Linked DNA regions of Homo sapiens: region 2 is linked to region 1. Evidence: chromatin loops called from intact Hi-C (ENCODE). Cell type or tissue: HCT116. All regions are shown on one strand. Each heading gives the region's core, and the rest is flanking DNA. Links, peaks and the distances in the headings are about the cores only.

Region 1 (9,761 bases), core at 737-8,736:
CCAAGGCGGGTGGATCATGAGGTCAGGAGATCAAGACCAGCCTGGCCAACATGGTGAAACCCCGTCTCTATTAAAAATACAAAAATCAGCTGAGTGTGGTGGCAAGTGCCTGTAATCCCAGCTACTCGGGAGGCTGAGGCAGGAGAATCCCTTGAACCAGTGAGTCGGAGGTTGCAGTGAGCCGAGATGGTGCCACTGCACTCCAGCCTGGCGACAGAGTGAGACTCCGTCTTAAAAAAAAAAAAATTTATATATATATATATATATATGAATTAATTAATTTAATGTTGCATTAACGAGTGGTATAAGGTTCTTAGCCCTTTGTCTGGTATCTGCTGGGTGTTCAGTATTCATTTCCTCGCTTTCCCTGCATATTTTGAGCTAATAAATGTTTGGGGACACCACTTTCCTGTAGAATCTCATGTAATCCCAAACAGATCCTAGCTGCTTGCTATGGCCCATCTGCGGGACCCGCGTCAAGGCTTTCCCATAAAGGAGAGCCCTGCGGGAATCATCATGTGCCAGGCACTGTGCTAGGCTCTTTAGGTGCATCTTGAAACTTAATCCTCGTGACATTTTGGAGTAGATACTATCATCCCCACAGAAGGTACTGAAGTCTCAAGCACATTAATAGCTTACCTAAATATTGCTAAGGGTCTTCCAGATGATCTTTAGGAAATTTTCAGCCAGGGGAGAGTGAAAGCTCTATTTGCTATAGTTAAAGCAAGGAACCCTCCTTCTTAAAAAATTATACAGTTATTGAGATATAATTCACATACCTTACAATTCATCCATTTAAAGCATGCAATTCAGTGGTTGTAGTAGATTCAGGAGTTGTGCGAGCATCGTCACAGTCAATTTTAGAACATTTTCATCACCTTCCACAAAACCCCCGTGTCTCCTAGTAGCCACTCCCCATTTTCCCTAAGTCCCACAGTCCTAGGCAACAACTAATATATTTTCTGCATCTATGGATTTGCCTATTCTGGACATTTCATATAGATGAAATCATAGGCCCGTGGTCTTTTGTAACTGACTTCTTTCACTTAGCAAATGGAAGGGTTTTTGATGGAATCTTAGCTCAGATGTCGCCCTAGGCTTGGCCTTCTGGAACTCACTGTTCTCTTGCTTCCTTCCACCCTGCCTCCCTACCCGCTTTGCTACAAGAAGACAGAATGTAGAAACCCCCAGTTGACTTTTTGAGTAGAAATGAGCCATGTTCTATTTAGTGGTAGAATGTTTGCTGGGTTAGCCCAGGACTTCAGATGGAGTGCTTCCTCCTTTTTAATACCTTGTGACTGCTGTGTTGGCAAGCAGAGGGTTAAATGCTGCAGGAGGACATGGGAGAGTTTTTGCTTTGAGGGTCCACTGGAGCAAGAGAAGCTTGAGAGTCTGTCTCTGAGATCCCAGAACAGACATGAAGATATGGTACCGATTCCCTTGGTGCTAAAAGGAACTCCAGGGGAATTTCAGGAAACCCCTCCTTTTCTCGTCTTTATTCTCACCCCGTCCCCCCGCCACCTCTCTCCCCAAGTTCACACTCAGGAGGGAGGAATCTTTTACCTTTTCCGTTCTGGGCAGCAGCTGTAGGGAATGTTATCAGTGTTGGGACTGGGCACGGGACCAAGCCTTCCTGGTGCCTGGACTGCAACCAAGCTGAGAGCTGACATGGCAGGGCGAGTTGTGTGTGAGTTGGCTGCCCCTAGGCTCATAGGCCTAGCACAATAGAGACCCTGTCAATGGAGGGACACTATCAGGCAGGTCACTATCAATGTGACAGACACTATCAGGCAGGTCACATTGGTGCAGATCCTTGGAGGACTCCCCCCCACCCCCCATGAGTGGATTCCTCCAGGTCAGGGGCTGGCTGGGACTGTGGATGCTGGAGTAAGTGGAATTGTGGGTGCACTCTGCTTCAGCAGTACTCTCCAAGGAGAATGATTGTTTTAATAAATTACTGTTTTAATAAGGGAGGTGGAAGAGCTTTTTAATCACTTGCTTTTTAAAAATTTTTAATTTTATTTTAATTAATTAATTAGTTTATTTATTTTTTGAGACGGAGTCTTGCTCTGTCGCCCAGGCTGGAGTGCAGTGGCACGATCTCGGCTCACTGCACCTCTGCCTCCTGGATTCACACCATTCTCCTGCCTCAGCCTCCAGAGTAGCTGGGACTACAGGCACCCGCCACCACGCCCGACTAATTTTTTGTATTTTTAGCAGAGACGGGGTTTCACCGTGTTAGCCAGGATGGTGTAGATCTCCTGACCTTGTGATCCTCCCGCCTCAGCCTTCCAAAGGGAGGGATTACTGGCGTGAGTCACCGCGCCTGGCCTTTATTTTTTATTTCTTTTGAGATGGAGTTTTGCTCTGTCACCCAGGCTGGAGTACGGTGGTGGGATCTCGCCTCACTGCAACTTGCGCCTCCCGGGTTCAAGCGATTCTCCAGCCTCAGCCTCCTGAGTAGCTGGGATTACAGGCGTGTGCCACCGCCTCCAGCTAATTTTTGTATTTTTAGTAGAGACCGGGCTTCACCATGTTGGCCAGGCTGGTCTCGAACTCCTGACCTCAGGTGAGCGTCCTGCCTTGGCCTCCCAAAGTGCTGGGATTACAGGCGTGAGCCACTACACCCAGCCAATCAGTTGCTTTTAAACTACTTAAATAAAAAGAGCCAACCCAAAATCTTGTGCATGCTTGGGAAACTGGCAGTGGAATATGAGAAGTTTTTATTTGTGGTGCACACAGGTGACTCGGGCTGTTGTGTATTGGTTCTTGCCTCGATCTGTAGCAAGCAATCTGTTGTTTCTTGCCTGCCTTTTGGGAAGAAATGAAAAAAGAAGCAGCACGAGTCTCCATACATCATGATTGTGATGGCACTGGGCCTGAGACCTTTTCTGCTGTCCAGGTAAAAATGTGAAGACCATGGTTTTGAGGTTTCTTAATAAATTCAGGTGTTAAGTGCCAAGTGATGCTCCCAGCCCCTGAGCTAGAGCAACTATGCTGTTCATGTCCCCAGGAATGGAAGTGGACCCTAGTTAGGTGCTGGTGGCCAGCCATGTGTACCTAGGGCAGGGCCAGGTCGTGTGTGTGTGTGTGTGTGTGTGTGTGTGTGAGAGAGAGAGAGAGAGAGAGACAGAGAGAGAGATAGAGAGAAACATAAAGGTGATCGGCACTCAGACATCCTGTGTGGTCCACCTCACTTCTCAAGCAGGTGTCTTTCCAGTCTACAACTCGTTGACCACAGGTGGAATTCATAAGCTCTGTTCCCTGTCCTGCTTGGGTCCTCCAGAGAAAGAAATGTTGAATTATCATCTTGGTGATGGTCAACTCTGAAAGCCTAAATTTTCATGATCACCAAAGTGTTTGGATTTAAAAGGGTGGCTCACTCCGTAATTCCGGCACTTTGGGAGGCTGAGGCAGAAGGATCACTTGAGCCCAGAAGTTTCAGACTAGGCTGGGCAACAAAGCAAGACCCGGTCTCTACCAAAAAAAAAAAAAAAAAAAAAAAAAAAAAATCAAAAAAATTAGCTGGGGGTGGTGGTGTGCTCCTATAGCTCCAGCTACTCAGGAGGCTGAGGCGGGAGGATCGCTTGAGCCCAGGGGTTTGCGGCTGCAGTGAGCTGTGATTGCACCACTGCACTCCAGCCTGGGCGACTGTGAGACCCCGTCTTTAAGAAAAAAAAAAAAACAAAGGTCACAAGACATTCTTGGCTCCGCCCTGCAGAGCTGCTTCCCGATCTCCTTTTTTATTTGCTTCCCAACCTGCGGGCCTCAGTGTGACTCACCACACCGGACTGCCTGGCCCTGCTGCCTGCCGCCCATCCTTGCGGCCTGGACGACTCCATGTGCGAGTTGCTGGCGCAGCGTCCAGAAAACAGACCACACCCCAGGAATGATGATACGTTATAGCATTTCTCTGCTCTGTAAGAGAGGCACCAGGGTCGTGTGCTGGGTCTGGGGTTTGTCCATTCCACATCCGGTGCTGCTGTTGACTCTGGTGTCGGCCGCTGGTGAGCTGGCTGTAGCTGGTCACCTCTGGGTGGTTTCTGGGGCGGTCGCAGGCTGACTAACACACCAAAGGTCAGCCAGGGTGTTGAAGCTGGCACCTTTCTTCCTGGAGCACAGACGTCATCTTGGATCTTTTAGATACTTGGACTTACTTTATGCAGAACATTCTGGATTTGTGAATTAGATGGACTCTTTATTATTTTGTATTTGGATTATTTCTTTAAAGAGATCAGAGATAAAAATATCATTGTTTTGCCAGTTTGCTACCACCAGCCCACACCCCTCTTCCCGTTGTCCAAAAAGGGGGTGGTTAGAGTTTTCTTGAGTGACTGGGCTATTATGATTAGCAGATTACTAAAGCTGTGTGATTTTAACAAGACGTAAACACATATGGGAACCCCTCCTTCCATATCTTGCTAATGTCAATTAGCAACATATTAATCTTGCTAATGTCAATCCTGTCACTTCATACATTTATAAATATTAGGGACATTTAAAAGAGTTGTCGGACTGTGCGGGACCTTGGCACACTGCTGACGGCTGCACACTCATCACTGCGGGGCTCATCACACATTGACACCAGCACCATATTTTGCTGGGTTTCCTGATCTCGGTTGAGTATTTGGATTTGAATGGGATGGTTTTAATGTTGCTACTGACTACTACAGTGATCCAAATAAACTTTAAAGCTGGGGCCTCCACGCCATAGGCAGATTTTCATACCAGTTGCCTTTACCTCAGTAGTTTTCAGCTGGGGCAATTTTGTTCCCCAGGAGACATCTGGATACAGTGTTGGTTGTAACAGCTGGGCAGGGGGTACTTCTGTCATCATCTCATGGGCACAGGGCAGGGATGCTGCTAGGGCAACCCCTCACCCTCCCAAAGAATTATCAAAAACATCAACAGTGCCAAAGCTGAGAAGCTCAGCTTTAATGTGTTCATTGAGCAACTAAAGAATAGACTCAGATATAGGAAAGTATTTATTTATTTATTTATTTAGAGACAGGGTCTGGCTCTGTTGTCCAGATCATAACTCACTGTAACCTTGATCTCCTGGGCTGAAGCAATCTTCTCACCTTAGTCTCCCAAAGCATGCTGGGATTACAGGTATAAGCCACAGTGCCCAGCCTGAAAAGAATACTTTAAATGGGCGGGGTAATGGTGGCTTATGCCTGTAATCCCAGCACTTTGGGAGGCAGAGGCGGGCAGATCACCTGAGGTCAGGAGTTCGAGACCAGCCTGGCCAACATGGTGAAACCCTATCTCTACTAAAAATACAAAAATTAGCCGGGAGTGGTGATGGGCACCTGTAATCCGAGCTCTCCTGGAGGCTGAGGCAGGAGAATCGCTTGAACCTGGGAGGTGGAGTTTACAGTGAGCTGAGATCGTGCCATTGCACTCCAGCCTGGGCGACAAGAGCGAAACTCTGTGTCCAAAAAAAAAAGAAAAAAGAAAAAAAGAGTATCTTTAAATGAATGGCAACCCAATTTGCAAATGTATTTTTTTTAATGTTGCCAATTACTTTATGTGTTTAAAAAATATCTTTCTGGTTTACTAGGGTATTCTTCAAAAAAAGAGAAAAGATTAAAGCTGCACAGACATGATGATGTAAAAGCTAGTAGCTTCTCAAGCTGTGAAAGGTCTGTGGTGCAGAGAATAGCTCCCTGTGAGCTGAATTTTGTTTGCTGTGGTGCAGCATGGGTTTAGATCCTACCTGGTTAGTGAAAGAGATAATGTGAAGTCATTGCATTTGCATTTGTCAAAATCCTAGTTTTCCACTTACCTAATAGTTTTTTGTTTGTTTGTTTGTTTCATTTTGTTTTTAAAGACAGGATCTTACAGCCGGGGCCTGTAATCCTAGCACTCTGGGAGGCTGAGGCGAGTTGATCACCTGAGGTCAGGAGTTCGAGACACACCTGGCCAACATGGTGAAACCCTGTCTCTACTAAAAATACAAAAATTAGCCAGGCGTGGTGGCACGTGCCTGTAATCCCAGCTACTGGGGAGGCTGAGGCAGGAGAATCACTTAAACCCAGGAGGCGAAGGTTGTAGTGAGCCGAAATCACGCCACTGCACTCCAGCGTAGGCAACAGAGCAAGACTCCATCTCAAAAAAAAAAAAAAAAAAAAAAGACAGGATCTTGCTCTGTCACCCAGGCTGGGATATACTGACTTGATCATAGCTCACTGCAACCTTTAGCTCCTGGACTCAAGCAATCCTCCAGCATCAGCCTCCTGAGCAGCTGGGACTATAGGTGTGAATTACCATGCCTGGCTAACTTTTTTATTTTTTGTAGAGACAGGGTCTTACCCTATTGCCTAGGCTGGTTTCGAACTCCTGGCCTCAAGTGATCCTTTTGCCTTTGCCTCCCAAAGTGCTGGGATTACATGCGTGAAACACCACACCTGAACTAGTCTTTTTGTTGTTGTTGTTAAAGTGAGAGACCCAGACCAAAATCATCTTTCTTCTCCCAAAATGCTAATTATTATTTGTTTTAAGTTATAGCTCCAGATTACCTTGTAGGATTATTCACATTTTCTTTCTAAATGCTGTTCTTGAAAGGAACCATCTATTGACAGTACATCAGAAATTCTATGGTTCCTTTATGACATTTCTGGGGAAGTAAATGAAAGGTGTAAATTAAGAAAAGCAAGTGTTTGCGGTTCCCACTTTAACCTTGTGTTATGTTAAGTGGCTTTGTTGAAGAGGGCTGTCACTGTTCTTGAAAACTTGGGAAAATCCATAGCAAGCTGTGCCATTAGTTGCCTTTGGGAGCACAGGATGTTTGATGTGAAAATTATATGGACACATCTAATTGGGTGTATTTTCACCCCACCAGATATCAAGTAAAGAGGTGACTCTTCCCCCTCCCCTGCATTTTTAGCTAAATTGTTTAACCTGAATTTCATGCTATTAAGAATTACATTTCAGTAATCCACCTGCCATTTTTCAATGCCTTTTGTTTAGTAGCATGTCTGTATGATCCACCTACAGAACATTTCTAGACATCTGGCAAGAGCTAGTTATCATCCCTTCCTGATTTGGGGTGCTAAGACCTGTGGTCCCCTTCTTCCACCGTAATTTACATTCTTCCCTGAGTCCTGCAGGAACTCAGCCAGGCAGTGGAAAGAAAACAGAAGCTCTGTGGACCTCTGCTTACTGTAAAATGGGAATAATAATTCTTATCCTGCCTGTTTCCCAGAGTTGTATATTCTTTTCCAATAAAATGTACTCAAAATTAAAATACAAAGCAGTTACACAGAGATAAGATAGTGGTAATTATGCCAATTTAAACTCCAGAATTAAAAAATAAGTTTAGTCACATACCATGCAGTTCACCCATTTAAAGTATATAATTCAGTGGTTTTTTGTATATTTGCAGAACTATGCAACCAATATCGCCATTGTAGAACATTTTCCTCACCCCCTAAAAGAAACTGTACCCATTAGCTCTCACTCCCCATTTCCCCCACTCTGCCTTCTCCCCCATGCCCAAGGCAACTGTCAATCTACTTTCTGTTTCTATGGATTTGCCTGTTCTGGCATTAGATATATACATGAAGTCATAAAATTTGTGGTCCTTTGTGACTGCTTCTTTCGCTTAACTTAAATGTTTTCAAGGTTCGTCCATGTTGCTGCATGTATCAGGACATAATTTCTTTCTTTTCTTTTCTTCTTTTTTTTTTTTTTTTGAGATAGAGTCTTGCTGTGTCGCCCAGGCTGGAGTGCAGTGGCATATCTCGGCTCACTGCAACCTCTGCCTCCCAGGTTCAGGCGATTCACCTGCCTTGGCCTCCTGTGTAGCAGGCCCATGCCACCACGCCTGGCTTGCTTATTTATTTATTTATTTATTTATTTATTTATTTATTTATTTATTTATTGTATTTTTAGTAGAGATGGGGTTTCACCATGTTGGCTAGGCTGGTGTAGAACTCCTGACCTCAAGTGATCTGCCCTCCTTGGCCTCCCAAAGTGCTGGGATTACAGGCATGAGCCACTGTGCCTGGCCAGGACTTTATTCCTTTTATGGCTGAATAATATTTCATTATATGGATATCCCATATTTTGTTGACCCATTCATCAGTTGATGGCAAGCTTCAGAATTAAAAAAAAAAATTAAGCTAGTTCATATTTGCTTTAATTTTCCAAATGATCCCTTTCCTTTTATTGCAAGTTAAGTGTTCCTATGGTAATGACTGTTATGGGGCAAAGATGATCAAGTCTATGAGCGGTCCACACAGTTCAACAAATATGTACCTCAGCACACTACCTGGAACCAGACATTGGGTAAAGATAACTTTAGAATTCATGGTCCCCCTGAGACACTAAAGACTTTTTAATGAATGCAATTAGTAACTTTCTACTTACTGTTACTCTTTTTATTTTATTTTTTGAGCAGGATCTCACTGTGTTGCCCAGGCTGAAGTGCAATGGCCCAATCACAGCTCACTGCGGCCTTGACCTCCTGGGATCAAGTGATGGCTGAGACTACAGTCATGTGCCACCACATCCAGCTCTTTAAAAAATTTTTTTTGCAGAGATGGGGTCTCACTATAGGCTGGTCTTGAATTCCTGGCCTCAAGGGATCTTCCTCCCTCAGCCTCTCAAAGTGCTGGGATTACAGGCATGAGCCACCACACACACCCAGTTTGTTGCTCTTTCTGTAGGTTGGCTAAGGATTAAGATGTTATCTCCGGTGGCTGAAACATGCCTCTGATAGGTGCTATCTCCCTTGTCTTCATTTTCACGCTGGTGGTAATCCTGGAAGCCGCAGGGATCAGTCAGATGGCAACAGCAGATTCTTTTTTTGTTTTTTTTTTTTCTGAGATGGAATTTTGCTCTGTCACCCAGGCTGGAGTGCAGTGGTGTGATTTCATCTCACTGCAACCTCCGCCTCCTGGGTTCAAGTGATTCTCCTGCCTCAGCCTCCCGAGTAGCTGGGATTACAGGTGCCTGCCACAATGCCTGGCTAATTTTTGTATTTTTAATAGAGACGGGGGTTTCACCATGTTGGCCAGGCTGGTCTCAAACTCCTGACCTTAAGTGATCCACCCATCCTGGCCTCCCAAAGTGCTGGGATTACAGGCGTGAGCCAGTGCGCTGGGCCAGCCACAGCAGATTCTGACAGGTGATGCCCTTGCCAGCCTGGGGAGCCTTTTGGTTTTGGGTTTGGTTTTTAAATTTGTTACTGTTTTGGTGGTTGTTTTTACCTGTTGTAAATATTAAGAAGCCTAGGCATGATGATGCTCTGAAGACAGGAAAATTTGTTTTGTCCCGATTTGCCACACGGACTCCTGCCTGCATCTGCGTTGATGTGGCCACACGGAGAGCTGCTCTGCTCAGGAGATCCAGCCCGGGCCAGCAGCTTTATAATCAGTTCTGATCGCCACCCTGCAGGGCTGTTTTTGGCATTTTAATGTCCCTTAAGTACTTTCAGAAGAAAGTTTTCAAGGAAAACCTGAATTTTTTCTTTATTGGCTGCACATGTTAGACATATGAAGATGTGTTTCACTTTACAAAGTGGGGGGAACCCTCAACAATCTTTAAGAGATCCCTAAAAACTGAGGGTTGTTTCAGAACCATCTAAATCCAAGAACGTTGGACCTGTTATACTTATTCTGGCAGATGGACCCATCCCTTTTTTTTTCTGAGACAGAGTCTCGCTCCATCGCCCAGGCTGGAGTGCAATGGTGTAATCTCGGCTCACTGCAACCTCTGCCTCTCGGGTACAAGCGATTTTCGTGCCTCAGTTACCC
Region 2 (9,761 bases), core at 701-8,700, 330 kb before region 1:
AGGGAGTTTAGATTCCTCACCTGATTTCTAGCCAGTCTGATTCGTTGTCTTACCAGAGAGGCCTCATTTGGGCCATATGTAAAGTGGCACCATCCCTGGCGAGCACCCCTAACGTTCCCTGTGCCCACGTGTCCCTTCATCTGGGTAGATCCCACTCATCTCACAAGGCCCAGCTTCAATGTTAACTTCTGTCTGAAGCTCCCCAAGCCTTCAGGCAGAATAACTATTCTTTCCTCTGTGCTTCCTCACTCTCCTCTATAACGCATTTGTCAGTTTATATTATGGATTGTTCTGTACAGACTTGGCTCTCCTCTGAGGCTAGGAGATCCTTGAGGACGGGGAGTGTGTTTCCTTTTTCTTTATATCTAGGATTCAGCACAGTTCTTGGTCCTCAGTGAACGGCTGATGAATTGGAAAATAAATGACTGGACATCTGAAATATTAAAGGAATTAATATTTTGTGGGTGGAGAGAAATCAAGACATGTAAAGTTCAGTGTAAAATTAATCTTTTCTCCCCAATACAGTCTGATTAAATGGTGACAGTTTCTTCCTCTCATGAGCCATCTGGATCTTAATGGTTATTTTCTTATAAGACTGTTGAGTTTACAGTACGACAGAACTGTGTTTACCTTGGAATGAGGGCTGTCCTCTATTAAGAAGCTTTCAGTACAGCCCAAGAGTCAAGTTATGGTGTTGTGGGCAGAAAGCCAGTAGGGAAAGCCTTGAGGAGAAAGCCCTCATGGAAGAGAAATGCTTTATCATCTGGTCCCTGAATCTTATGGAATTCAGCAGTGACCTAGCCGCATGATCCCGCAGTGAGGGCTTAACACGTTCCACGGCCTGAACTCGCTCTGAATGGACTCCAGATTCCCAATGATGCATGCAGCCCCTCAGGGTCAGAGGCCATCATGCTGCCAATCAGACAAGGCAGGTGGAATGTTGCACAGCTGCACTCTGGTTGCATTTCCCAACACCTCCCTGTCTCACGATGCTTGCACATTGGCATGCTGTTCCTGCCACCTTGTCATACTTGTGTGTGTGGAGAGCCTGTCCCCAGTGCTGTTTTCTCAGGACAAGCTCAACTTCACTTCCTCCCGCCTTATCGAACCCTTTGTTTCCAAAATTGTTAATCAAGCCACTTGGGGGGTTGAACTCAACTCCTCCCTCCCAATATCCTCCCAGCTCAAAGTAATGAGAAAAACAATTGCCCACAGTGAGGATGTCCATGGTCCCCATTTTCCCCAGTCTATCATGCCTTAGACAGATACTGTTGAATTTTGTCAGTTGCATGTCCCACATGCTAATGGTGGTTATTTGGACATCTCTGCTTCAAGCCCAGCTTAAAAAACCATATGGCCCCAGATTCTTCAATGCCACAGCTATGGTGCTCTTCCATGTTAAGAGACTTAACAGATGAAATATGGTTTTCCGAACCTCTTTTCATTTACCATCAAAATAACAAGCGATGTCTTGTATTTCAACAGAGACATTCTTTTCACTCAGTTACTCTGCAAAGAATGTGCCCTTGTCTCTGCTGTAGATTTTTATTTTATTTGTAAATTGTGCGTGCTGCATGCTACGGAATACTGAAAAGCCATACACCCTGGCTTGTTGGTTGACACATAGTATGTGTGATTACAGATTGTTTGAATAACAGTGGACTATTGAACTGCCATCCAGATGTGTGTGGAGTTAACTGTGGGAATGTCCACAAAGGAGGATTATCTTTCTTGTTGCTGGGGCCAAGGCCCCCAGAAAGTGGAAACATAAGCATGGCAGCTACTCAAATAGAACAGTAGCTACAATTGGCTCTTCAGAAGCAAAATTAATCATTTTTTTTAAATTATGCATTGCAATTAAGACTGGGTTTGTTCTCTAAAAGTAAATCATGCAAAGAAAATGCCAAACAATAACACAAAAATTTGCAGCTTTGAATGCCCTTTGTGAATGGTTTCGTCATTTTGTTTTTAAACGTTTAGAAATTCAGAACATTGTAGATTAAAGATAAGACCTCAACCATTGCAAGCCTCCGAGCCATCATCTTGTAGACTTGATCTGTGTTTCCTGCACTCTCTTCCATTCTTTGTACTGTACAGGATACTGTAAGCATTGATTAGTTGGTGTTCACAAATACTGGCCATGGGAAAACAATGCAGAATTCCCCCTGTGAACACTTTCTTTCTTTCTTTCTTTCTTTTTGAGACAGAGTCTTGCGCTGTCATCCAGGCTGGAGTGCAGTGGTGCAATCTCGGCACACTGCAACCTCCGCCTCCCAGGTTCAAGCAAGTCTCCTGCCTCAGCCTCCTGAGTAGCTGGGACCACAGGCACGTCCCACAACACATGGCTAATTTTTGTAGTAGAGACAGGGGTTTCACCATCTTGGCCAGGGTGGTCTCGAACTCCTGACCTCAAGTGATCTGCCTGCTTTGGCCTCCCAAAGTGCTGGGATTACAGGCGTGTGCCACGATGCCCATCCTTGAACATTTTCTTTAAAAGATATTTGAACCACAGTGAGATACTACTTCCCACCTACTAGAATGGCTAAAATAAAACAGACAGTAACAAGTGCTGACAAGGATATGGAGAAATTGGAATGCTCATGTGCTGCTGGTGAGAATGTAAAATGGGGTCACCACTTTGGAAAACAGTTTGGCAATCACTTAAAATGGTAAACATGGAGTTTACCCTATGATCCAGCATTTCCATTACTAGGTATCTGTATCCAAGACCCATGAAAACCTATGTCCACACAAAAACTTATACATGAATATTTATAACAGCATTATTTATAATAGTCAAAAAGTAGAAGCAACCCAAATGTCCAGCAACTGATGAGTGTATAAATAAAATGTGGTCTATTATTCAGCCATGAACAGGAATGAAGTACTAATCCAACATGGATAAACCTGAAAACATGCTCAGTAAAAGAAGCCAGATACAAGAGACCACATAGTCTATGAATCCATTGTATGGAATGTCTGGAATAACTAATCTATAGAGACAAAAAGTAGATTATTAGTGGTCACAGAGCACTGGAGAGGGGAAATTAAGAGTGACTATTAATGGGCCAGGCACGGTGGCTCACGCCTGTAGTCCCAGCACTTTGGGAAGCTGAGGCAGTCAGATCACTTGAGGTCAGGAGTTCAAGACCAGCCTGGCCAACATGGTGGAACCCCGTCCTACTAAAAATAGAAAAATTATCTGAGCATGGTGGCACGCGCCTGTAATCCCAGCTACTCAGGAGGCTGAGGCAGGAGTATCACTTGAGCCCAGGAGGCAGAGGTTTGCAGTGAGCCAGGATCACACTACTTTACTCCAGCCTGTCTCAAAAACTAAAAAACAAAAGAGTGACTGTTAACGGATATTGGGGTTTCTTTTGCAGTGATGAAAGTCTTCTAAAATTGATATTGATGATGATTGTACAACTCAGTGAACACACTAAAAATTCTTAAATTTTACCCTTTAAATGGGTGAATTGCATGGTATGTGAATCATACCTCAATAAAACTGTTTACAAATGAAGATGAATGAAGATATTTTCAGATAAAAAAATTTTTAAGGTATTTGAAGGTGAGTTTTTAAAAATTATACTTAAAATTAGGATATCTTCAAAAATCAACATATCTGAACTTTTTTACCAGCGTAGAAAAAAGGGGGAAATGCTTTTCAATTTAATAGCTTATATCTTTTTTTTCTTTCCTGGAATGAAAGATCTGTTACTTGTTCAACAGTGTCAATGCTTTCTATCTCTGGTTGGAATCTGCAGCAGTCAGTTGGCACCCAGCCATCAAATACCTAGATTTACCTTTGTGCAATAAAAGTCCCTTTAGCAATGCATATTGAGATATATCATTTTGAACCTATTTTAAATTCTGTAGCAAGCAAGTAAAAAAAATAAATAAATCATGAAACATCAGGCAAGTCAAAGGAAACAAAGAAACGAATAGGAAATCCTCTCTAGATTCCGTTCCCACTTTACTTTCTGTAGTTTGATCTAAAGAAAAATGTGGAATTTCCTGCAGAGTGATTAATAGGCTAATGTGGTGACTGACAGGCACTCTGAGCTTGACCTGGCAGGTAAAGGCTAACTGGCACGTTAAGTTGATTACACAATTTCCTCTAAATAAGTTGACAAGTGGTTTGCACAGTTGCCTTGACTTTTGCCCTTATAAATGCACACTTATAAATGAATTGCTTTTTCAACTAAAGCAATCCTTATTTTAGATGTGACATGTGTTAAGTAAACAGCTTGATACAGAACCCCAGCATCCTAGCCTTCCTAGCCAGGTCAGATTATCAGAGTTGCTAGGAAATAAGAGTTTTGAGCCTGAAACTCAGCTTTGAGATGTGGTTGTATCCCTAGGGCATAAGAAACCCAAAACTATTTTTCTTCCCTCTAGTATTGTGAAGCAGATTATTAGATTTGAGAAGATGTGTTCCACAAATGTCTCGAAAGAGTCCAGGAGTGGAGGCTGCTAAATGGTTTGCTTAATTCTAATGCTTTATACAGATCTCCTTTCAGGATGTCAAGTTTGTAGGAAAATGCAGCCTTTGGTTGGTATTTCTTTAAAAATATGACAGAGAAAAGATTTCTAGTTGGCATCTCTGTTCTATGATCATTTTCACAAGAAGAAAATGTCCATTTATACTTCAGAGAATATGGTTTATTGAGATATTTTGTTTTACAGATGTACTACTTCCTTCCATTTAAGGGGAGAGTTACAAAAAGCTATGATAAATGAACAGGAAATACAGTTTGAGATAATAAATCAAAATGCTCTTAAGGAAAATAACTATTTATTTGTAGATTTATAAGCCAGGCACCTTTATTGAACCTGATATATCCTGATTTGATAAGCAAGAGGAGATTTGCTAATGTTGTTGATTTAGCTGGGACCTATTCTCGTGTGTGTGTGTGTGTGTGTGTGTGTGTGTGTGTGTGTGTGTGTCTTCCTGAATGAATTAAACATTTGGAAAATGAATTGATTTTTATTTGTATATACAAAGATAATACCATTTACGCTTTCCAGGTCTAGAATATGACAAGCCTTGAGTTCGTCTGGAAAATAGAACATTATTAGGACTCAGAGGTTAAACGTACCATCCCATCAAAGTCTGTGAATGCTCCCCTGCAACAATGAGCAGACCCATTATAAATCGTCTTCATTCATGTTAACTCTTACAAAAGATGAAACTCGTCAGGCTTACAATGTTTACTACTTTCCAGAGATGACTCATGCAGTAATCTTTTTATTTATTTCATTATTTCACTCCATCATCTGGAGGTACTCGTAACAAAAGGATTGCCTTCCACTTTGTGGCTGGGGCTGGCTGTGTACTTGGTAAGGACCGGGCTAGTCCCTCCTGCAGTGTGGTTTCTCCTTGCAAGTCGTCAATATCCAGTAACCATTAACTATGAACAACATCCTCCACTCATTTCACTTCCGCCCCAGCTGGCCAGCGCCCTTTAGACATATTCATGAGCCAGGGGGGAGATATTTCATGCCCAACCCTCTCTGCCTTTGGAAGGTTGGAGTCTCCTGAGGTTTGGATTTAAACTCCACATGGCAAACCCAAGTTTCAGGAACCTCCCACCCCAGTGGAATAGTCAAGAGAAGTTTCTGCTGTGTCTCCTTTTTGCCTCTCCAGAGAGAACACTCTTAAAAAGAAAAAAATTATTTCGGTTATATACATTTTCAATCAAATATTTTAGAAATAAAAAATATAGGACATAATATAATGAACACCTTTCTTCCTGGTATAAGCTTTAGAGTTAATATTTTACAAATACAGTGAAGCCCCTGTTCAACCTCAAGTTTCCTTATAAGACCAAGTCTGCAGCACCTTGAAGAAATCCACATCAAATACTGGGACCCTCCCTGTGAAAGGAAACAGGGATGATATACTCAGGGAGGAAGAATGGACTTTTTCTTTGTCGGTTTGTGTTTTTAATATTCCAGATATTTGAACCATAAGAAATTGCCAGTATTCACTTGTTTTCTACTTACGGAAATGTCAATTTTATGTGGGTCAGCCTCATAGCAGGGAGACAAATGTCCCTTGCACATTACAGAAAAAAACTAAATCAAGCTCACATCTCCTCTTGTATAAGCTATTAGCTTAGCCTCAGAATTAGCTTCCCTGCCTTAATTCTCAACCCCCTCCAATTCAGCGTCCACTCTCTTGCCACAACCATACAGATAAACCTGATAAAAGTTCTGGCTAGAAATTTAAAAATATTTCCTTGCAGAAATATCAGTGATTGGTTATGGTGTTCTACCCCCAGATTCTGCCGGAAGTGATATGGAACATATGGCATATGCTTACATGCTTACATTTTCTTCTTCTTCCTTTTTTTTTTTTTTTTTTTGAGACAGAGTCTGTCGCCCAGGCTGGCACAACCATGGCTCACTGTAGCCTTGGCCTCTCAGGCTCAAGCGATCTTCCCACCTCAGCCTCCCAAGTAGCTGGGACTACACGCACATGTCACCATGCATGACTTATTTTTAAATTTTTTGTGGAAACAAGGTCTTGCTGCGTTGCCAGGGCTGGTCTCAAACTCCTGGGTTTAAGCAATCCTCCCACCTCCGCCTCCCAAAGTGCTGGGATTACAGGCATGAGCCAAGGCGCCTGGCCTACTATTGCACTTTCGATGTTGTCCCTTAGCTGTGCATCGACATCCCTCCCTGTCGGAGCTCTTACTAGAAGCCAGCTACATTGCAGATCCAGCACGTTCAGCATCTTGTCTCATTTCATCCTCACAGCAAACTGAGATATCCAGGGGTAGAACAGGTTTTGTGGGACCTGAAGCATTTACAGTTTGGGGTACTCCCTGAAAGAAACATTAAACTCAGTAAGTTATGAAAGTTAATGATTGTCTAGGTCAAGAAAAGAAAGTACAATACATTTTTTAAAGCAGGCAAATACTACAGGCACCATAAAATGCAGGAAAAAAGTAGTTTTATTAATTAACTGATTGACACATATGTAATACTTTTTTTCCCTATGTTTTTTGGCTGCATAATCCCTGGCCATTTCTTCACCTAATAATTATTTTATGACTTTTTGTGGAGAGAGTAGGAAGAGGGTTAACTTCTTCCTCTAGCATGGTTGATCAAAACTTGTTTTTTTTTTAATGATTGAAAGTTTTATAAAAGCTTCTTTGGCTCTGTGGTTCAGTATTAGTAATGTCGTGGAAGTTTTTAAGATTGTTGTCAAATGAACATATCTCTCACTTTTTGTCTATATATGAGCTGTAGGATTTGGATTTTTTTTTCTCAGACTAGTTTCTGGCTCTATACATTTTGTTTTTGTGCCACCCACGTACCTCCAGTGTCGAGTGCTCTCACTATGTTCACATTACAGTAAGACCTCTGAGCCTGCACCTTTGTGTCCCAGTACTCCATGAGTTGACCATCTCCAGCTCAACACAGCTGACAGTGATTTAACCAGACATGGAAATGACTGTGGACATGTGAATCTATCCCACTACATCCAAAGTAAATTATCCCTAACTCAGCTTCCCCTTAGCTGGATCCCAAAAGTGCTCACAGCCACACCGATGCTGTCCAACATGAAAGGGAATAGTAGAAAGTCAGTCGTCCTAACCATGCATTGCAGTTACTGTATCTTATTTTTACAAAGATATTTGGCCAAGTGAACATATTGCTAAGACCTCTTTCAGGACCTTGGAAGGAGCCCAAACAAGTGAAGGACTGACCCTGAAGCCCAGAATGAAGCTGAGAAGCCACATGTGAATCTCCTAGCAGATTTGTGCAAGGTTACTCAGGTAGCAAGAGACAGAGCTAGGATTTAAACTCAAGTCTTTAGAGGCCAATTTAAGAATCTTTTAAATTATGCTAATTCATGTCTTGTATTACAAAACCTTTCCCTTCCCTATCCCACCTTAGTGCTCAGTAAGTACATAGCCATTGGTCAACATTTGCTACAGAAAAAATGGACATCTAAGTCTCAAAACAGGTTTGCTGTGTTCTTGATCATATTTGGGCCAACTTCCTTGAAGACTCTGGAATTTCATGTCTATTTGAAATCAATTTTATGATATAGAATTTCAGATAAATCTGTACGAAACAAAACTCACTGCCTCTACTCCACCCATGTTTTAGAAACCATGTTGCTCCTCATTCATCTGGGAGTATTTCTCAGCATGCCCCAAGGACTGATAAATATAGTACAGTCCTTAGGTTTATCCTGGTGTCCCTAAGAGTCACAGTTCAGAAATGGTGGGACACTCTTAATTAGAAGGGGGACAGCCAGCAGCGACCCTGCTTTCAGTGCCCTGGCACCTACAGAAAAAAGCCTTTCTGTCTGATAAACCCTCTGGTGTGTGCAGCCCACCGCTGTACACATGGGCGGAACTCGCTCTCACAGAACAAGTGTGTTTGCCAAAACAGGGAGTGAAGTGTCTTGCAAGGCCACTTGTTCCAGAAGAAAGACAGGATAAGGGAAGTGGCAGAAACTGTGATAGGGAAGGAGTTTTTCCACGCTAACAAGCGTGAACCGATAAGCCTGACCTTATAGACAAATGTTGAGGGTCCTAAGAGCACCTCTCAGGCCAAAATTAACTGAGCAAATTTGACTTGGCTTCCCATTTTATAATGGAAAAAATTCCTAGGGAGAAAGAAAACTCAACATTGGCTGCTATCACGGCTGATGGATTTGACTTCTTATCTGCCAGATTTTCCTACTAAACAAGTCAATGGAATCACTTTCTAATATGTCCGAACTAGAAGGTTGCATGATAAAAATATGTTAATAATATTATCATTCTTACAGTCCCTGGGCCAAGAATGTTTACAGTCCTTATCTCATTTAATCCTCACAAGAACCCTCTGGGGCTATTTCAATTTACAGATGAAGACAGTGAGACTCAGAGAGATCCAGTCACTTACCCAGCGCAGTCACACAGCCAACAAGTGGTGGAGACCAGATTTGAACTAGGGCAGTCAGATTCGGGGGCCTGTGCATTTATCCACTGTTACACAGTGAGGTCCATCTGAATCTTATTCCTGTTTCCCTCCTCGGGACTCCACCGGGCCTCCAAACACTTCCCATAAATGGGGAATGCCTTAAGACACTCTCTGAATGTTACCTGTGATGTGGGTAAAGCAAACAGGAGCTGTTTTTATCATCTGCCACAAGTATTCTTATTAGCATGCATTGCTTGATGACGGGGATACGTTCTGAGAGTTCATCGTTGTGCGAACATTACAGAGTGTGCTTACACAAACCTAGATGGTAAAGTCTACTACACACCTAGGCTGTAAGGTATATCCTATAGTGCCTAGGCTACACTCATGTACAGCATTTTACTGTCCTGAATACGATAGGCAGTTATAACACAATGGTTAAGTATTTGTGTATATAAACATAGAAAAGTTACAGTAAAAATACTGTATTATAACTATAGTTTCCGTTGTTGACCAAAACGTTGTTAGGTGGCCGATGACCGTAATTGTTTTGTTTTGTTTTCTCTTGGGGTGCCTAGAATAAAACATAAGAATATTGGTAAGGGAGCAAAATAAATATGTATTGGTCCCCGAAAGGCTTGATACATGCTTGATTCTTCACCCTTACCTGGAGACTGGGTTGTGTAGAAGGAGGCCCTCAAAGAGGAATACGGAGAGTATGGCTTCTTCCTTCTGGCAAACTCAGAGTTCAGTGCTGCCCCTTTGGGGGCTGGAACAAGGTTCCCCATGTGTTTCTCAGTTGTACCTAGCAATTTCCCTAGGAAGTTTTT

What was found. Hi-C counts contacts between places; a loop is a spot of excess contacts. Peaks named below come from ENCODE experiments on the same cell type or tissue, not always from the same donor. Only the 100,000 strongest peaks of a DNase experiment are listed, where the experiment ranks them.
Region 2: a loop joins it to region 1, with 2.8 times the contacts of the local background. A loop is called at or near these places in 2 of 110 quality-filtered maps.

The regions. Positions count from the first base shown.
Region 1 is chr10:113,070,022-113,079,782 of GRCh38, forward strand. All of the region lies in intron 5 of TCF7L2 (transcription factor 7 like 2), which reads left to right. Among named protein-coding and RNA genes, the nearest start is that of SNORA87, 30 kb to the left of the region's middle. RefSeq lists enhancers at 4,149-4,918, 6,229-6,822, 8,653-9,154. In HCT116, for the core only: no CTCF peak of the experiment used is centred there; DNase peaks (open chromatin) are centred at 1,614, 2,310, 3,325 and 3,940; H3K4me3 peaks cover 3,408 bases; H3K27ac peaks cover 5,102 bases.
Region 2 is chr10:112,738,108-112,747,868 of GRCh38, forward strand. All of the region lies in intron 7 of VTI1A (vesicle transport through interaction with t-SNAREs 1A), which reads left to right. Among named protein-coding and RNA genes, the nearest start is that of MIR4295, 110 kb to the left of the region's middle. In HCT116, for the core only: no CTCF peak of the experiment used is centred there; DNase peaks (open chromatin) are centred at 3,784 and 5,384; H3K4me3 peaks cover 1,230 bases; H3K27ac peaks cover 3,228 bases.